Regions from separate parts of the Homo sapiens genome. Here region 2 is linked to region 1. A link is a contact called in ENCODE Hi-C or POLR2A ChIA-PET data. All regions are on one chromosome and are shown on one strand. Each heading gives the region's core, a stretch centred on a gene start or an enhancer-like site at or near the end of the contact. The rest is flanking DNA. Distances are from core to core; before and after follow the strand shown. Region 1 overlaps SLC8A1 (solute carrier family 8 member A1). Region 2 holds the start of SLC8A1 (solute carrier family 8 member A1).

Region 1 (6,562 bases), core at 2,294-4,793:
CGAATTAACACAGCAACAGAAAACCAAATACCACGTGTTCTCACTTACAAATGGGAGATAATCACTGAGCATACACGGACATAAACGTGGGTATAATAGACACTCTGGACTACCTGGAATAGGGGGCATGGGTTGAAAAACTACTTTATCAGTACTGTACTCAGTACCTGAATGACGAGATCCACACCCCAAACTTCAGCATCACACAATAAACCCGCACATGTACCCCCTCCGTCAAAAATAAAAGTTGAAATTTAAATAATAAATTCCTTCCTCACAGGTATTAAAAAGCACAATGTGAGTAAAGTACCTGATATGTGACCATAAATACCTGTCCCCCTTTGACCTCTTCTTTGCCCTCCCCTAACCTTGAGGTGTGATTAACCTTCCTGCCTTTTCAAATTCTGAAGACCACAACAGAGTAGGGAAAGAAGAGTGTGAAGGTGGTCCATCTAATCCCAATTCAGAGCCTGGGACAGACACCCATACTGAATCCTCTACTTTAGAAAAGAACTCCACAGGCTTTGAGAGTGACCTGTCACTTGTCATAGCCCCTAAGGACTATGAGCTTTTTCACCATAAGCATTGCCTATTTGTTCCAATCTAGTAAGATCAGATTTATCAACAGACAGAAAAATAGATATCAGTTTTTTTCTTATTCTAAAAACAATATGTTTATGTTGTTGAATACTGGGATAAAATATAGAAAATATTAATTATTCATAATTCCTAATCCAAGCAGTGTTCCACTCAATAATTTGATCTATTTCCTATAGTTTGCTACTAACTTCGGGGCAGATCTCCAGAAAATAAATATTGATGGGGCTATGATGTCTCCATTTTGACTAAATATATTGTTATATAAAGTGGTAACGCCTTACAATTTAAGTGTGAGAAGGATGTGTGTGTGTGTGCGTGTGTGTGTGTGAGAGAGAGACAGAGAATATGAATATGAATATGACAATACTTTGGAGAAATGTGTCCATTAGAATTTTACCACAAGCCAGACTGAAAACATCAAAGATGTTTAAGTAAAGCCTGTTTAGTTCTTTGTGAATGTAATTTTGGAAAACAAACTAAAACATAAAGATAAAAGGTCCACATTTCCTTTCATATTTGCAAATAAGGCTTATTTCATGAATGGTGAAATCGCTTTGTGTAATTTGTAACCTCATTGTTGTCCTGGATTGCCTGCCATGCTGCCTGTGTTTATGTTGCTTCTCCCTATGGCATGTGCTCTGAGCAGACAAGGGTATAATTATAAATCTCCATCCACTAACAAGAACAATGGTTGCATCCAGCAACTCGACTCTCCCTTTGTGAAGCTCTACAGGGATACCGTCTTGAATGTCAAAGGTCTACAAATGTCATAGAAACAGCTGCCACCACTTCTTTGCATTAGGCATCTCTTTCAACATTTACTCATGGTATTGCCTTACCCATCTAGGCAGAAGCAAACCAAAATCCAGAGATTTTAAAATATGGTATCTATAATTACAAGAAACAACAAGAAACCAAAGAGGAATACAAATACAACCATGCCTTGTGTTTCAAGACTTTCTAGACTTGCTTAGAAAAAAAGAGACTAAATTTTTGTCTCTGGGCAAAGTTAGTCAGACGAGAAAGACAAACTTCACATGCAAGGTATACTTTTTGCTGTCTCCATTTTTATAAAAGCAAAGTTAATGAGGCTTTGATCTTTATTCCATAGTTATTAAGATTATTTTCCTAAATCTGAGATCATTGCAGAGATATACAAGGTAGTTCTGCCAAATCATTCATTCATTCCTTCACCAAACGTGGATACGAGTGTCTACTGAATGTCCAGTAAAAGCAGGAATACAGACATTGAAGGCTCATTTCATTGCCCTTAGTTTCTACATATCATAGCTGTGATGCATGGAATATTAAGGAAACCCCTAAATCTTTAACTGAGTTAATTCACAACTTACCAGAGCTATTTTCAATTCATGAAAATAAAGGCCAGGCGTGTAATCCCAGCACTCTGGGAGGCCAAAGTGGGTGGATTGCTTGAGCCTCAGGAGTTCAAGACCAGCCTGGGCAACATGATAAAACCCTGCCTCTACCAAAAATACAAATAAATAAATAAACTGGGCATGGTAGTGTCTGCGGTCCCACCTACTTGAGAGCTGAGATGGGAGGATCACTTGAGCCTAGGAGGTAGATGTTATAGTGACCAAGATCACCCCACTGTACTCCAACCTTGGTGACAAAGTGAGACCCTGTCTCAAAAAAGAGAAAAAGAAAAGAAAGATTTCTCAAGTCTAAGTTCAGTATTTAAGAAAAAATAAAAAGTAACATCATGGCTTTGAGCTTGATTTTACCTCTGTTTTAGACTAAGAAGTCTATTCAAATGGAGCCTATGGCCCTGTAACCTGGCTCTGGGAAAATGAACAAAGGAATGCAACATCACATCAGCACTGTGTATTTTTGGAAGGGTATTGCATTTTTCCTTTGTGGTGGATTGGTCCGTGCACTTGAAAATACATTCACAGTGGGAAGGCACCAACTCTGCTGCACATTTATAGTTGAATCTATTTTTTTTCCTGACAAATATTCAAGTGGGGGAGGAATTCCATGTGAATGCTCTAGTGCCTCCTTCCCTCTGATGAGTCTAAGTGCTAGATAAACAAACATTATTTCTAAAACCTCAAGGGGAATACTTGAAACTGGAGCAACGTAAGAGGAAAAGTGGGCAGAATGGATAGCTTCTAGGGAGACTGTGACATTTCTGAGTAATTACTGAGGGGTCTAGGGTCTGGGGGACAACGCTCCCATCAGCAGCCCTTTTGTTATTAAAAAAAATGAACATCTGAGCAATTTAATGGAAAGTGCTGTGAAAACACAGCTGCAAGCCTTACATTCTTACCAGATCACCTCCTCTAAGCTTTCCTATGTAGAAATTTTGAAGCTTTCCTGGTATCTCCTCACTAGGGGGTTAGGAAGTAAGTAAATACACTGCACTCTTGGTTTAGTGGTGGGAGATACATTAGGAAAGCGTCAGTGCACATGAAGAGACCCACAGGCTAACAGCCATCATTTACTGAGCATCTACTACGTGAGTCTCCTTCTGAGCGTTTCCACATCTATTATCTCTTTAAATTTCCCAACAACACTAAGGTAATGACAGCCTTTCCTGCTGACCTATGAAGGCCAGGCTGGGAGTTGTCCGATGACTTTTCCTGTATAATGTCACCCCAGGGGAAGACGTTACTCTGATTTTTCCACCTCATGTTTTTCCCTGGCAGTTGCTGTGAGAGAATGTTGTTTTTGGAGCTGAGTAGGCAAGTGGTGTGCATGATATGAAAAACCAAAAAAAAAAAAAAAAAAAAAATGCACCAAACCCCACAAACTTTCTGACAGAAAGCACTCGTCAATTTTAGCCTGTCTATGCAATGATCGAGGCCTTTTCCTACTGCTGGATATTTCTAAGTGAGAAGATCCTACCTCAGTTTTCAGCTGGGCTTTAGCTCTGCAAGAAGTGCTGCCCCAGTCAGCCTTGGGGAGATCAGTAGAGGATTAGTTAGCAGAGCAGCCACTGGAGGGCACTCCTGAAATCTAGAGGCTTCTTCCTCCCGAGGAAAGGGTTGCTGGAGTCCCTGCCTGAGACTGTGGGTTTAACAAAGAGAAGGAATGTCTGGGGGATAAGTCCCAGTGCACTCATTCTCTGGAAAAGGTCTGCTGTACATATTTGCCAAGTGATAAGGAACCTAGGAAATCAAAAACCATTTGACAATTTACAGTGTTCAAAGGTAGCTTCCTGACTCTTGAGTTACATAAATGGCTATGTTAAAAATAGGCAGCCAATATAATTGAGCAACCTTAAATGGCCTAGGATATGTACCATATGTGATAGCCATGAAAATAATCAAAAGAATAATTCAGTATAAATTAGGAATCATTCCCACTCCAGTGGACTCAGTCTTATGGAAGTGGCACATAGGAGAAACTTGGGATTCTGTGATTTGTGCTGTTCATGTACAGGTCTCTCTCTCCCTAGTGAAACTCAGCTCTTTAGTTTGGGAGCCTATACCGGATCTCTCTGATATCCCTCTCCAGCTCTAAACATATACTACGTAGTCACACTGATTGTCCGTTAAATACATTCAAGTCGTTATTTTCCTTATGACAAAATTCACAGTGAAAGGCCACGTGTCCACCAGAAGAATAAGGTGCAAATCTAAAGTGGGTTAGTGGCATTTTCTCAGGACAGAGTGCATGGGAGGACAACATAGCAATCCTGGAAGTTGACAGGGTAAAACTTTTGGACACTCTGACTCTGTGCTGTATGTACCTGTTTGCTTCTGCTTTGAAAATAACTAGTAATATACAAGATCCACTTGAACCACTGAATTTAGCAAAATCAGGCCAAACCAGACGTCTTTGCATTAATATTGTCATTTTGTTTTATATTACTTAAAAAGTCAAACTTTTTTTTTTTTAATCATTCCTTCTCTTGACTATCTGCTGCTCTCCTGTGATGTATATTGTGAAAAACACATTTTAAAACCAAGACAGATATCTCAAGATAGACATCATGTTCAGTTTCTAAGCTACAATTAAATCTCGTAGAATGGTAAGAGGTTTATATCAGACTGTTGACTGCTTTATATACATTACTTTCATTCGAGACTCATTTCATGGATGAGGAAACTGATGTTTACATAAGTCAAGGAACTTGACCAAGGTTACATAGTTATAAGAAGCTGAGCTAGGACCCTACAGGTCCATCTCAGAGACCTATGATGTTAATCATTATGCCATATGACCTGTCTTAGACTAGTTTAAGAAATAGCTTCTCAATTAACCTCTCTTCTTTTAAAAGTGTTCATAGGTTTTAATTCCTTTTTTTTCTGCTTAGGCAATACTTAATTTTTAAACTGTGCACATAGAAGATGAAATGGAAAAATGTATTCCAGATGTAGGTTTTATAGTTGCACATCTTGGATATGGTTGGTTACACATACACTACAAGCATGTGGTACACATCTATCTCATTTTTACTTTAGAAATACATTCTCAACAGGGGAAACTTGAAATACGCAAACTGTGGTCCTGATTCCACTTCAAAACGTCTGCTTTTATTGGGTTTACCCTGCAATCATGCAACTTTTGGCCAGAGTCAAATAGGGCAACTAAATTTTTTTCTTGAGTTTTACTTGGTATGGTTCACTGTAAATGCTTCCAACTAGTCCTAAAGACAGACTTTGTTCATTTGTTCTTCTATGAGTTTTATTCAGCAGAACCTTGGATAACAGCAGCTTAGCCAAACACTGTGGGGTAATCACTCTGCTCAGGACTGATTCCTGTGCAGTCAGTTCTTCTGCACATCTTGCCTTCAAGGTCTGCCAGCTGAATGCACTGTGTTTCCAACATTGCCCTCCAAACAGACCTTTCATAAGGAAAAGTCACTGCTACTTCATTAATTCCAGAAGATGGATGGTGAAGTCATATTGCTTTGATATGCTTTCAGACTCAGGCTGTTCATGGGAAGCTAGAACTCTCTGAAACAGAAAAGTTTTTAAATTCTGGCTACTTTTTCATAGGATTCTATTATGACACCTCAGAGGAATTTTTTTTATTTAAGTCTGTCATTTTAAAGGAAAATGGTTAGATGTGACTAGGGCTGTGAAAACACAGTAGCTACCAGTGCCTGGCAAAGTTTGTACTCTAACATATTTCTGCTAAAAAAAAAAAGAATATTTTCCATTATTGCCTTGGATTCTTTCATCTTTTCTTACATGTTAAGAAACTTAATATCTGAAGAGTGAGAAATAGCCATTTTAGTGTGAAATCATGCTGGGGTGGAAAGGCCAGCATATTTCTTATAGATTAGTATTATAGGAGAGTTTGGCCATTTTCCTGGGCAGAAGCAAGGAGTTGGCACCTTGGAATCAACTCTTAGCCATCTGAAGGCTTTGAGCCTTGGTGAGTTTTCCAACCACAGGGCATTAGCTTTCTGCAGCCTGGAATGGAGCGATCACTATCCCCAGAGAGCTGTCATGGGTGCAGGCAGTGCTCAGCTTGGCTTAGTTCTACCATGGTCCTGAACAGCCAGGCTCTAGGTTAAGCCAAATCCAGAAGTATCTTGTTTTATTTCACTTGCCACGTGTTTGAGAAGGATTAATCTCAGAATATGGCAGAAGCCTTAGCAAAGCAACTTTAGAAAACAGCATATATATGTGTGTGTGTGTGTGTGTGTGGAGAGAGAGAGACAGATCTGAGGCATGGGTTTTACTAATGTTATTATTTAAATAAACCCTTCCTTATGCTAGAGCACCAGATGGTGTTACAAAAATGAGGAAAAAAGGCTCAGGGCATATAAGTCACGTGTCACATTAGCTGTATTGGCCTATGTTCAAATAATAAACATTTTAATCACTGCAGTTTATAACTCTATTTTAAATTTTTTGTTAATACATTAACAGTAACTGCTTACGTATACATAGAATTCTAATAAAAATGCATAAATAACTTACAAGAGGAAAGGGACTTAGGGATTATCCCTGGAAGCCCTCATTTCAAAGGTGAGACCCAGTAG
Region 2 (6,985 bases), core at 39-2,538, 210 kb after region 1:
CATGACTTTCCAATGACTGCGTACAACATGCACATTGCTCTCTTCTAAAAATGCTTTGTTAAATTTCATCACCCCTGTTCTCAACTCAACCACTACCACTTTGGAGAGGGAAATACAAATTGCCAGCCCAAGCCATTCATCAAACAGCAACAGAATCCACGGGGTGGTGGGGGGGATAGAGAAGAGGCGGGGGTGATGCAGGGGGTGGATTTAAAGAATCAAGGATGCACACGTACTGTATTTTCAAGAGCATCGCCTGGGCGGATTTGGTTTCTTTGGCCGGCTGTCCAGCTATAAGACCGCCCTCTTCTTCATTAAGGAGGAGCCAAAAAGGATATCTTCACATCTCAGAACACAGACCATTTCCCCCAAGAGCCAGCAAAGCTCCAGAGGCAGAGAATGCAGCTGCAAAGTTCCCTTCCAATCTCTTGGGGAAAGATGCCTGTGTGTGCAGAATCCCCAAAGCACACCACGGCACAGTGCCCAGAGACGTGGACCCCGCAGCCCACTCCCTGCTACCCCCTACATTTCTTCCTCGTCTGTCTCTGCCCCGCCACACCTCCCTCCTCTCCGCAGTCCGTGGTGAATGAGCACCCAACGCCCGCTGGAAAACAGGGGGCTCGGAAATGTGGCCTTGGGGAAAGACCCCAGGGATTACCGGAAGGAGGGATGTCCGCGGAGAAGAGTCCAGTGGGTGGGGACGCCTGGATCCCCAGCAGCTCTGCATTCGGGGTGGACTTAGCTCTTCGCGCCCTGAATCCTCAGAGCCCAGCGCGGTGCAGGGTGCAGCATCTCTCCTTAGCAGCCCTTTCTTCCTCCGGCAGCCTGCACTGGCAGGCAGGCAGGCACCCTCACGCCCAGACGCACCAGCCCGAGCAATTTCACTCTGGGAAGCGCGGACACCCAGAAAAATGTGCAGGCGCGCACACACCACATCACACACACACACACACACACACACACACACACACACACACACACACAAATTTAGAAGCCGCTCGTTTGCCAAAGCAGAGGGAAGTGTAGCCTTATGAGCAGCAAATGGAAAATAGTTCTTGGTCTCTGACTAAATGCCTTCTGCCTGTCCATCATAAGATCCTACCTGGTTTGGGGAGTGTGAATGGATTCTTCCTCCGTTCCTCCACGCTAGTAGAAAATACGGCGCACTCCCTCCTTTTAAACAGCTCCCGATCAGGAAGAGGTCGCTCCCATCTTCTGTGGGAAGCACAAAGCAGGCGGCGGCGGCGGGCTGACTACCGTGCAGCGCCGGCGCGAGCGGGAGCCGCGGCAGCGGGCAGCGGTGCGCGCGGGCGGGAGGCAGGCGCGGAGGCCGGGAGGCTGGGAGGGCCGGGGCCCGGGCGCGCGCGCGCTCCCCCTCCCTCCCGCGCACACTCGCCCGCCCGCCGCCCGCAGCCTCGCACTCGCTCACACGCGCGCTCGGCCCCGCGGCTGCCGGGCGCCCCGGGGCCCCCTGCGCGCCCCTTGGGCTCCCCAGGCGATCGCGTCGGGGCAAAGCCGGCGCGTTTCTGGAGCACCGAGCGGGTGGGGAGCCCTTCCAGCCTCCCAGCCTCTGCCGGCGAGCAGCTTTTTCGATTTCCTGCCGGCTCTCGGCCCCGCAGTGCGTTGTGGCCGCGCGCTAGCGCTGTCTCTCGCACCCAGCCCATCGATGACACGCGCACACAGGCGCTGCAACTTTTCTTTTGAACCCTCTTCTTCTCTTCCGCAGACAGAACCCTGACCCCCAATTCGCCTACCCGTTTCTCACCTCTGACTTTGTTAATCCAACTATCTTTCTTCCCTCACTTCCTGCCCTTCTGCTAAAGGAAGCTTTCTTTTAGCAAAAGGATCTGGGCATATATCAATGATTTTTTTTTTAATCCTCACCCTGTGTTTTTCTACGTATCAGATATGCACAACTATACGTTGGCTACTAGATGCTGACACAAGCAAACAGAGATATTCGGGGGAGGGTGTCCCCCGGCCAAGAACTGGGACAGAGTCTCTGTGTTGGTATTTCCCTCAAAGATGCGTTTCACCTGGGAATAAAGACCCAGAGTCTGTTTCGTGTGAAAGGCGTGCTGGTTTTAAACTACAGTGAGGAGTAAAAGCCGAGCATTAAGGTTGAGTGGGAAAAAACCTAATGCAGCAATCGACGAACCATTCTTTGCCCTTTCCAAGAGAAGCATTATCATTGCCAATAAATCACTTTCCTCATAATTAATAAAGGAACACTGCACCAGGCCTTTCCTCTCTTGACAGCTCATTCATTCTTACAAACCCTTAATGACTTCACGTGGTGAAAGGCTAGACCTACTGTGGAGTTCACTAGCTTCCAAACCTGGCTGCGCATCACACACACCTGGGAATGTAGTCAGATGCTGTAGAATCTGAGGCCGAATCTGATGCAGACTCTCCCGTTGTAGGTCTCAAATGGGGCTCCAAATTAGTATTTTTAAAACACCAGTTGCTATCGGCCACTGGTGTCGTTTGCCAAGGTGTGTGGGGGGGTCAGGAGCAGCTACTTGGGGAAGGTGGGAGAAGGAGGGACCTGCAGAGCACAAGGCAGAAAGTTAGTTTTTTTTCGTGGAGACGTCCCCCCATACTTACAGTGCAACCAGGGCAGTCACCACGACTGATAGATTCTGACTCCAGGAACCTCAGTTTGCCTCCGCAACAAAGAGGGGGCGGAATGGAAGAAATAGCCTCTTCTGCCCCTGTGCCAGTGGCTCTCAACCCTCCTTGCACCTCAGAATCTCCTGGGCCGTTTTTAAAAATCCCAGTGCTTAGGCCACACCCCCAAACTGATTAACTTTGACTCTCTGCAGGTGGGCCCCAGACAGCCTTAATTTGTTTTTAAGATGCCTGGTTGATTCCTATGTGCAATGAAGGTTGAGAACCACTGCTCTAGGCCAATACTCCTCAAACATGAATGTGAGTATGAATCACATGGGGATTGCAGATTCTTTTTCAATAGACCTGGAGCAGGCCTGGGGTAGGCAAGTGTTGAAGTGATGCTGAGGCCGTCTGAATGAGGACCTCACTTTAATTAGTCGGGTCTGTTGCCAGCAGTCTTGGATACTGGCTTTGTAGAGGACACTCTAAGCTGCTTCACGTCTTATAAAATTTGCAGGAATCGTTCTTGCCTAAGAACATTTTTCTTTCCTTGCTATAAGTTAAATTTTCTTGGAAGCTACTTTCCACACCAACTTGGTTAGACTACACTTACTAGTGGATATAAACAGAATGACCTGTGGGGAGAGACAGAAGGTCACTGTCTCTTTTAGAATATGTCCTCTACCAAAAATTACTTAGAGTCCCTGAATTTAAGGCAGTGTGAGTAGCAGATATTTGGCTCACACTCAATGAAAGGGGCTTGGAGAGAAAAGTGGCTGCCTTCTAAATAACACTAAGGAAAGCTTATAACTAAAGACTCCACTCAATAGGAAATAGAACACAGCCAAATGAAGGAACCAAGAGAAAGCTAAATGAAAATGTGAGTGGGCCATATTTCACTGGAATAGATTTTGTGGAAAGAGTGTAGCCTCTTATTGCTATGACGGGCCGCTTAGTGAAAGCTGAGATTTTCTTGAAATTTTAGGCATGTTTGTGACATGGAGTGACAAGAACCCTGTTCTTTAAATGTTTATACTCCAGTGATGCCCAAAGTCTGTCTTAAGACTTTTTTTTTTTTTTTTTTTGCTTTGACCATTGAAACTGAAAGGCTACATCTTGGCCACTTGATTCTTCCTCTTTTCCAATCGAAACTGCTTTTAGACTGATTTGGATTCTTGGGAAAAAAACAATATTAAATGGTCTTCTGTTTATCTAGAACTATTGGAGAGGCAGCCTAGTGCCTAGTGATTTGGCATCCTTTTTGGTTCAGTCAGTTTCTGAGCCCCTAATTTTCTTTGCCTTTCATTTCTCTTTAAAGGCATTTTTATAATGGTTCCAGGGCCCCAAGGCAAATCAAACCTTTTGCTCCCTCCTAAATGTCATACATGAGTGAGTTTTTATTGCGAGAATTATCAAAGGCTGCATCACAGGCACAAGGCTGAGGAAGACTATGGCTCTAAGAAAGGAAAAAGTGAGGCTGCTGCAGTCTGTGGCTTTGGAAAGAAGACATGTTGAATGGAGGAAGGTGGTAATTTACATTCTAATAGCAGTAATGTTTCTTAATTGCAGTCTTCCATATTGATTGCCATTCTTTCCTCTGGACTTGGAATTAAGAGTCACCGGGTCTCCACTGTTATCTAACCAAAGCAATACGACACAACCATTCAGGGGACTCCACAGGGATATCACTAAGATTTGATATATTCGAAAGATGTTCTGATGTTCACAAACTATTTCCTAGGAAACCTTCAGGGGATCTGTTAGCAAACTCATTTTCAGACCAAGTGTAAATATTGTGAATTAGGCCCTACTTTTTATCTAGTCTATAGAAAATTTAGACATGTGATCAGGTTACCAAGATTTTTAAAAATATTTAATACTTTACTAAAGCACTCAATATGTTTTCATCATAGGGAAAACAAGCACAATACTCTGTTTAAATTCCTTTCATTTTTACTTTGAATTACATAAATCAGAGGTACCTCTATTGTCTCTTCCATTGCTTCGGGCTTCTGAAATATGTTAATACAGTCTTAGTCGTCCCTCACCTCATTTCTTACTCTGCCAGCCTTCACTAATCACCTATCTGTTCAGTCACAGGCTCAGTTTCATAGTGATTTCTACATAAGAAAATGTTATTACATAATAGCCCCTAGCCTGGCCAGTGAGTGGAGCTTAGAATTAGCCATTTTTCCATACCTAAGAATCTCAGGTGAACCATTGGGTTCCCAGTTTTGTTCTTTAGGTTTTCTTTGCTGATGAGTAGATCCAGGGTTCTTTGCTTTGGGGATGACTTTGAGAATTCTTTGTTGACTTCTAAGTGCTGTTGTTCCTCTTCCCTGGAGACTTGTTCCTGCAGTTAAACTTTTACTTCTCTGTTTTGTTTTGACCAACTGAACACCACTCTTGTACCTCACCCAGTTGTAAACCCTGCTACTGCACAACAGTCCACAGACTGGGGCAGCCTTCCTGGCAGACTCACAGTCACAACTCTCCTCCTCTCTGCATTACCGTGGGGTCAACCACTTCCTCTGAGTCGCCAATGAATTTGTCACAGTCTTTGGACATCAGGGACCTGCAATTCTACATTTGAGCAACTGATATTAAAGAATTGGGTTTGGGCTGGGCGCGGTGGCTCACGCCTGTAATCCCAGCACTTTGGGAGGTTGAGGCGGGTGGATCACGAGGTCAGGAGATCGAGACCATCCTGGCTAACATGGTGAAATCCCGTCTCTACTAAAAATACAAAAAATTAGCCGGGCGTGGTGGCGGGCACCTGTAGTCCCAGCTACTTGGGAGGCTGAGGCAGGAGAATGGCGTGAACCCAGGAGGCGGAGCTTGCAGTGAGCAGAGATCACACCACTGCACTCCAGCCTGGGTGGACAGAGCGAGACTCCGTCTCAAAAAAAAAAAAAAAAAAAAAAAAGAATTGGGTTTGTACAAAATTCTGAGACTTCTGTTTTTCATTTCTGCCCCTTATTAAATTAAGGAAATATCTAGTCTCTGTCCTGCAACTTTATCAATGGTAACTCAATGGCAGAATCATTATCTAGAGCTATTAATTTAGAGGTCAGAAAATAATAGCAGATTGGTTAAGAGCCAAGGCTTTAGAGTCAGAATATCTGTGTTAGATTTTTCAGATCCAGCTGTGTGACCTTGGGGAAGCTTTTTAACCTCTTAAATCTCAATATCTTTGTTTGGAAAACATGGATCATAAACTCTCCCTCAAGGTGCTGTGGGAAGGATAAAATGTATATAGGATGCTTGGCATAGTTCCTGATCATAGTAATTGCTCAGCAAACGATATTGCTGTTATTATTACTGGTAAAGTTTCATAAACATGATGTCAATGTAAATTTTAAAATTTCTATATAATTAGATTCTACATAATCAGGTCATCCAATTATTGATATTGATTATGCTGTTGTTTTTGTTATACAGAGTTCTATGCAATGAATAATCCAGAAAAATATACATTTCTACATCAAGAGAGTACTTTTCCTCTCTGTAATGAAAAAAGCTGCTTGTGAACTTTCTGATTTTGTAAGTACATAGTGTGGTTAGTGATTGATTAAAAGGGGCAATGAATTCTTCTCTCCTTCACAATAATTCTGTTCCCTTATGTCTGGGTATCAATTTGATCTTATCTCTATTATAAACTGAGGGTAGAATTTCAAAGACAGTCATTTTACGCAAATCCTGCTACAACTAAAATTTTGATTGTCACATTACATTAATTTTATTAACTGGGAACTTTTTCTGTAGGGCGTAAACTTCTTCACTAAGTTTACACAACACACTTTCCTCAACATTGATTCAAGGACTCTTCATCAAATAGGGGCTCAAGATAAGCTCCCTGGGGTGCTTTGTACCAGGCAGTTGTTCCCTACAATCCAGTTCAGAAGCAATGTCCCTGCGAGATTACACTTCAGCCTTTTTCATAAATCTCTTTTCCAAGGCACCGTTTATGATATATATCTCCCTCGCTGTATCTTCAATTGCTGGTCACTGATTAGACTCTTCTGAGAGCTGCCACTGTTTTAGTGCTTACCACAATGCCCAGACAGTAGCCCTTGAAGATGAAACCTAAGGGGAAAATTGACTAAACTTATGGGTGTTGTAATCCATGATTTTAATGATGCTGATTCTGCTACTACTGGAAGTGTCTGGAAATAATGAAACTGTATGCTCTCGTCTCTTTAAAAATGTAGACTCATACAGTGTGACCTAAAGAATCCTTAGTAATCACAAACAAGTAATACTTAGAAACTGCATTCTATTTTCCCATTCTTTTAAAAGTATTATCCAGTCACACAAAAGTCACCTTTGGGTTTGTTTCAGCATTCCTAAGAATGTCTTTATCAAAACAAAG

Evidence for each region. A loop is a pair of places that touch in the nucleus more often than their neighbours do. ChIA-PET counts read pairs that join two places held with the same protein, here RNA polymerase II (POLR2A). Pooled maps may share reads with other maps.
Region 2: a loop to region 1 is called in a map of heart left ventricle, with 8 times the contacts of the local background. The contact joins the promoter of SLC8A1 here to the enhancer-like site in region 1. A Hi-C loop is called at or near these places in 21 of 168 maps with a recorded cell type or tissue (IMR-90, MCF 10A, OCI-LY7 and 14 more), 4 of 37 single-sample maps with no recorded cell type and 21 of 50 pooled maps. POLR2A ChIA-PET finds 5 or more read pairs at or near these places in 2 of 52 experiments (BJ and HEK293).

What each region holds. Positions count from the first base shown.
Region 1 is chr2:40,241,233-40,247,794 of GRCh38, forward strand. All of the region lies in intron 2 of SLC8A1 (solute carrier family 8 member A1), which reads right to left. The region is part of intron 3 of SLC8A1-AS1 (SLC8A1 antisense RNA 1); the gene reads left to right. Among named protein-coding and RNA genes, the nearest start is that of SLC8A1, 210 kb to the right of the region's middle. RefSeq lists an enhancer at 1,028-1,578. Within about 2 kb of position 3,544, at least 8 of the 41 ENCODE cell types and tissues checked have a DNase peak (open chromatin) inside an H3K27ac peak, as active enhancers do; they include ascending aorta, heart left ventricle and heart right ventricle, where a contact is called at or near this core.
Region 2 is chr2:40,450,802-40,457,786 of GRCh38, forward strand. It overlaps SLC8A1 (solute carrier family 8 member A1), which reads right to left and starts at 1,289. Exons shown (of 11, transcript NM_021097.5): 1 at 1,103-1,289.